2 separate regions of the Mus musculus genome follow, and region 2 is linked to region 1. The links are chromatin contacts, found by Hi-C or POLR2A ChIA-PET in ENCODE. All regions are on one chromosome and are shown on one strand. Each heading gives the region's core, a stretch centred on a gene start or an enhancer-like site at or near the end of the contact. The rest is flanking DNA. Distances are from core to core; before and after follow the strand shown.

Evidence for each region. A loop is a pair of places that touch in the nucleus more often than their neighbours do. ChIA-PET counts read pairs that join two places held with the same protein, here RNA polymerase II (POLR2A).
Region 2: a map of T-helper 2 cell shows a loop between it and region 1 (2.5-fold over the local background). The contact joins the promoter of Golga3 here to the promoter of Ankle2 in region 1. A Hi-C loop is called at or near these places in 1 of 37 maps with a recorded cell type or tissue (T-helper 2 cell). POLR2A ChIA-PET finds 5 or more read pairs at or near these places in 2 of 5 experiments (Patski and embryonic stem cell).

The regions. Positions count from the first base shown.
Region 1 is chr5:110,229,537-110,232,476 of GRCm38, reverse strand. Ankle2 (ankyrin repeat and LEM domain containing 2) reads right to left here and starts at 1,473. Exons shown (of 13, transcript NM_001253814.1): 1 at 1,054-1,473. The coding sequence starts at 1,240.
Region 2 is chr5:110,175,308-110,178,247 of GRCm38, reverse strand. It overlaps Golga3 (golgi autoantigen, golgin subfamily a, 3), which reads right to left and starts at 1,391. Exons shown (of 24, transcript NM_001347389.2): 1 at 1,326-1,391. It overlaps Gm15787 (predicted gene 15787), which reads left to right and starts at 1,744. Exons shown (of 3, transcript NR_040431.1): 1 at 1,744-1,931.

The DNA of each region.
Region 1 (2,940 bases), core at 224-2,723:
ACATCAAGTTGCAATAAGACCATGCTATTTTCTTAGCGGGGTCAAGAGAATGTAAAACCCAAAAGACAAGCATTGGCCCTGTTGTCACAACACAAACATTTCATTTCTCCACGGCCATGTAAAAATAACCAGCATTACCCTGACCTTCCTGTTCCCATTTCTTAAGCAAAAAACAAACAAACAAAAACAAAAACACGAAAACAAAACCCCCAAGAAACCAACGACTGCTAAGAAAGGGTTGATATGTATGTCAGTGGTAGAAGACTTGTCAAGATGTGCCACGCCTTGAGTTTTATACCCAGCCCTAAGTAATTAAAAAATGAAATTGTGTTTAAGTTCATAGTAGCAAATGGAGCCTCTGTTACCCGTAAGATCTTGTTAGGGTTGGGTTATCTCTAAAGTTCTAAAGTTGAGTTAATGGCTTAAAATGTCATTTTCCTTCTAGAAGAATTACTTTTCATCTTCCACTAAGAACTAGATTTAGGAGAAAGTGAGCGTTAGTGAAAAGTGGCTTCATACGAACACATACCTCGGGCTGGTGAAAGAGCACACCGACTGCTCTTTCCGAAGGTCCTGAGTTCAAATCTCACAACCACATGGTAGCTCACAACAAGAGACCTGACGCCCTCTTCTGGTGCGTCTGAAGACAGCTACAGTGTACTTATTTATAACAATAAATAAATCTTTGGGCGGGGGGCCGATCGGAGTGAGCGAGCAGGGTTGACCCGAGCGAACAGAGGTCCTAAATTCAATTCCCAACAACCAGATGAAGGCTCACAACTATCTGCACAGCTACAGTGTATACTCATAGACATAAAATAAGTAAATCTTAAAAATAAATTTAAAAAATTCTAAAGAAATCTTAAAAAACAAAACAAAAACAAAACACATACCTCGTAAACATGGGATTACAGTTTAGAGAGGTGGAGAGAAGAAGTGCTAACAGGGCTGTGGGTTCTCATCAAAAGTTTCCAAAATATCCGCGATAGGGTCTTACCGTATCCAGGGGGCGTGGAGAGTGAGGTTTTCCTCCCACGACTGACGCTGCCTTACCTGGCTGTGCGGCCACCGCTTCAGACGCGCTGGGCGGAGAGGAGAGCGTCCCGCAACGGTTCAGGTCCCGCGGCCGCTTCTCTAGCCGGCGGACCAGCCAGCGCACGGCGATGAACAGCACCGAGGCGCCCAGGAGCTCCCAGGCCAGGGCCGCCCACTCCACCACAGCCAGCCGCTGCCACAGCATCGCCACCGCCGGCGCCGAGGCCTTGAGCGCGGCCGCTGCAAATGCAGCCCGCGTCGCTCCCGCCTCCGGCCCTCAGAAGACCGCTCGCCTCGCCACGGGAGTCGCGCCTGCCCCAAGCCTCCTCCTCCGCCCGGCCGTGGTTAGACCAGGCGGGCTGCGCGCGCAGTGCGGGCCGTCCCGTTTCCCAACGATCAGGCTAGAACGCGGCCCGGAACGCAGCCTCAGGCGGCTCCGGAGGCAGCCCGGGGTCCTGATTAACGCGAGCGCAGCCCGGCAGTGGCGCGGGCAGCTTGGTCGGGGTCCTGAGTCGGACTCGGCGCGCTGCCTGGCGCGGCTCGCTCTTCAGGTGCGCCGCCCCGAGTTGTCGCTGCTGGAGAGCGCGAGCGGGCTCCTGGGTCACCCAGACTGTGTGTCATCCCGAAGCCAGCAGAGCTGGGGCCATAGTGCTTGACTGATAGGGGCTGAGGATGAATACGGCGGCCAGAAAGCCCAGCTCTGCCTCCTGTTGTTAATGAAGATTTTCTCTGGAATACAGGCAGAATGCCTATACCATTCCGACGGATAACGCGAAAGCCTACCTAGCACTGGGATTAAAGATGTGAGCCACCATGCCAGGCTGCTGATTTTAATTTTTGAAGTCCTTTTCTAACCTTTGTTTTTCTTTTTTGAGTCTTAACTATATATCCCCAAACTGGCCTTATGCTGGAGATCTGCCTCCTTGAGCTCGCAGAAATGTGATTACAAGCATGTCACATTAATTTCTGCCCACAGATCATGAGCTATGGAAGCCCGTGATGGTGTAGAGGCTTCTCACATGTACTCTGAGTGGTCTTTAGAAGGCAGAGTGGAGGATGGAGGCCTGTTCTGTTCAAATGTGTATCCTACCTCCTGCCAGTGAGAACTTGGTAAGACCAATTCTCACTATCCGGAGAGGGTGGCCTGAGGAATGGCCTAAAAAGGCCTGAGTGGAGGCCCCGACACGTTCAATTTACAGGTTACCAGCCAAGAGTCAGATATACATACCCTTCAGGTCATATCTTCAGTTAAAGATGTTACTTACTCCTCAGAACAGTCTCAGGGAAGCCAAACTAGATGACTTGAGAAATGCTAAGATGAATTTCCAGTTATTTTTATAGCCCCAGGATTAGAAAGCTAATTTAGATGTATTTCAGTATTTAGCTGGGCGTGGTGGTGCACATCTTTAATTCCAGACAGAAGCATGTGGATATCTGTGTTCGAGGCCACCCTGGTCTATAGATCCAGCCCAAGAGGCATCCAAGACTAAGTAGCAAAACCTTGTCTCAAAAAAACCAAGATAAATAAGTTAAATTTAATTATAGGCAGATGGGTAAAGTAGTATTAATTCCTTAAAGAAACAGGTACAGGAATATGTCATAGAGCAGTGGAGAACAACTTTTAATGTTTTGTCTTTTGCTTCATAATTGTGTTTATTTAAAGAGACCATGTGGGGTGGGGGGCTGAAAAGATGGCTCAGCGGTTAAGATCACTGACTGCTCTTCCAGAGGTCCTGAGTTCAATTCCCAGCAACCATATGGTGGCTCACAACCATCTGTAATGGGTTCTGATGCCCTCTTCTGGTGTGTCTGAAGACAGCAATGGTGTACTTTCATACATAAAATGAATAAATCTTTTAATAAATAAATAACCATTGTTCATTAAGACTGTTAGATCTGTGTGTT
Region 2 (2,940 bases), core at 142-2,641, 54 kb after region 1:
AAAACCCAGCTATTTTTAAATCTGAGCAACTTTCATTTCTTCTGTTTCCTTTCTTTTATAAGAAATAGGGAAGAAACAAGATTTTCCAGATTTGTGTCTGTGTTCATACGCACAGTTGTGTGGAGGGCAGAGGACAACTGAAGAGTGGATGCTTTCCTTCCACCACAGGGCTCCCAGGGAACTCAGGTCATCAGACTCTATAACATTCAACCACTCAGAAGTCTTTCCGATCTGCTTTTGGATTTTTTAGACAGAATATTGCTATGTAGCATGGGCCTCAAGCTGGCTGAGGTCTTCCTGTCTTGACTTCCCAAGAGCTGGTATAACAGACATGTGCCACCCTATCCAGGCTTTTCCTTTTCTTTCCATTCAAGGTACACTGTATCTGAGTCATTAACGGACTATAAAAGTCAGGCGGCATTTGTAAATGGTTTACAGTGTCCTACTGACAATAAAATACAAACTTCTTAGCCTCGACCGGAGACCACTTTAATTGGGTTCCTACTTATGTCTGTACCCCTCACATGCTGTGTCTTTTTTCATTATCTGGCTATATCATGCATCCAGAAGTACAACTGACTCTCCATAGGGTCTCTACACTTCTTGTTCACTTTTCTTGAGACATTCCTCTCAATAATTTTGCACAAACGATTCTTGTCATGGAGGCCTGTCTTGACTCAAAGGTAAACTCTTCCGAAGGTTGCACAAACCTAATCCTCTCAACTGTTTTGAGTTGTCAGTATACCTCCACCAGAAAGTGATGAAAACAGAGACCAAAACACTACTGTATCCTGGGACCTTTTACAAACAGGGCCTCTTTTTCTATAAACATTCAGTAAGCGCCCGTGGGAAGGTGGTAAGCTGTTCGCCTAGCTCTCTCTGGTCACTGACTCCACTGACCATGTTCAGCAAACACCTCTGAGCACCAGAATCAAAACAACCTAAGTCCCCCACGCACTGTACGACTTGCCACCATGTCACGTTCGTCATCAACTGCAAAAGGAGCAGACTTCAAACACGCTGACCCAACCAAGCAGCAGTAGCAACGCTCTCAGGGCAGACCGCATTCCGTGGGTGCAGAAGCAGTCTCTGCATTTACTGACAACCCAGCTGCGAGGCAGGTTTCCAACCCCACGGAGTAAAAGCAAAAACTGACTTGAGCTGACCGCGGCTGACCCAAAGTCTGCGCGACCCTCACCGGACTCTGCATCCGCCTTGCCCCTGTACGCCTCTCTGGGCGCGGCCAGGGTTGCCCCAACAGTTCCTCCACGGTCCTCTGCCACAAGGTCCCGACCCTCCTCAGTAATAGCCCCCAAAACCCTCACCGGTTCCGGCCCAACCCTGCGGCTCCGGTAGGACGTGGCTGTGCAAGGGGCGGGGCGCAACAGGGTACCAGTCTCGGGCAACCCCCCGGAAACAAACGGTCCGCGAGGTCTTCGTTCCGGAAGAGAGGCTGCCCTCAGCGGCCAGTAGCCACTTTCAAATTGGGGTTGGTATGGATCTCCGGACAGATTGAGATATCCTTCAGAAAGTGGACTTAAAATTTTGTGTGCCTTCCCTTCAGAGGAACAACTTCCAGCCTAAGAGACGAAATCAGGACAACCCTCCCCCCCCCCCCAAAAAAAGAAAAACGCTTCCGGTGGTAGTGACGTTGGACTCGCCACGCTCCCGCCCCTCGCGGCCTTCTGACTGGTGGGTATGACGATCCACGTGGCCACGCCCCCGGGGCGTGGCTTCCCCGCCAGACACCGCCTCCACCACAGTTCTGACAACTTGTTCCTAAGTGTTTGTCAGTCTTGTTTGTATTATTGCCAGTGTTATACATGGCCGGACACTGCGCCACGCGACTGCATTGCCAGCCACGAGGAAGTCTGACAAGTATCACAAGCTCGAGGACTGACTGGACTATAAAGTGGGACTTGTCTTAAAAGGTAAAAAGACGTCTGCGGTGTAGTTCAGAACTCTTGGGTTCAGTCTCTAGTATGTGAAGATAGGAAAGGAGAGGAAGTTCTCACAACACAATATTAAACTATTGCCACTGCTACATGGGGAAAATGCTAAGTATACATTTTGTTTTCAGTGCTCGAGATTGTATCCTGGGCCTTGAACATGTCTAGTAACCTCCCCACCTCCAAGCTACATTTCCAACCCCAAATAAAAATGACCAAAGCTTTACAAAGATATAATTTACATGCTGTAAAGTTTGCTCCTGTTTACGATTTTATCATTATTTCTGTTTCTGAGTGTCCTTGCCTGTACATTTCATACCAATAGGGTTCATATACTGTATAGCTTTGAGTTCTTTTTCAAATTGTATCCATGTTGTACATCTTTTAGTGCTTCGTTCTTATTGCTAATATCCTATTGTTTGGATATTTCCCTTTTGTTTCTGCTCATCAGTCAATGAACAAATTTGAAGGGTCTTGAGGTAGACAAAAGGACTGACAGGGTCCCAGCTTTATATGTCCAGGGGTTGATGGGGGAACCTGCTGTATCTACTGAGGACTGTTGTGTGCCAAGGACTTTGCCAGATGCTGTCTGCTTTCAGGAAACTTACTTCTTGGAGGGAAATAGTAAAAAACAGACATACAAGAGAGTAGATGATGTCAGAGCTGAATAAAGAGACAGGTGGGTAGACATTCTGCAATCTTATGGATTATTGAGAAAGGACCTCTCTGAACCTGGTGAGTGGCTCAGCAAGCAAGGTCACTTGCAGCATAAGACTGGCAATTTGAAGCTTATATAGTGGTGGAAGAAGTGAACCAACTCTACAAGTTGGCCTCTAATCTCAACGTGTGCACTTTAATACACTCACCATATATATTTACACATATCACATACATACACAATAATAATTTTTTAAAAAAAATGTAGAGACATCTCATCAATCTGAGTCAATTTCTAAAGAAAACATAGCTGTGGAAAGATGCTTCAAACCTG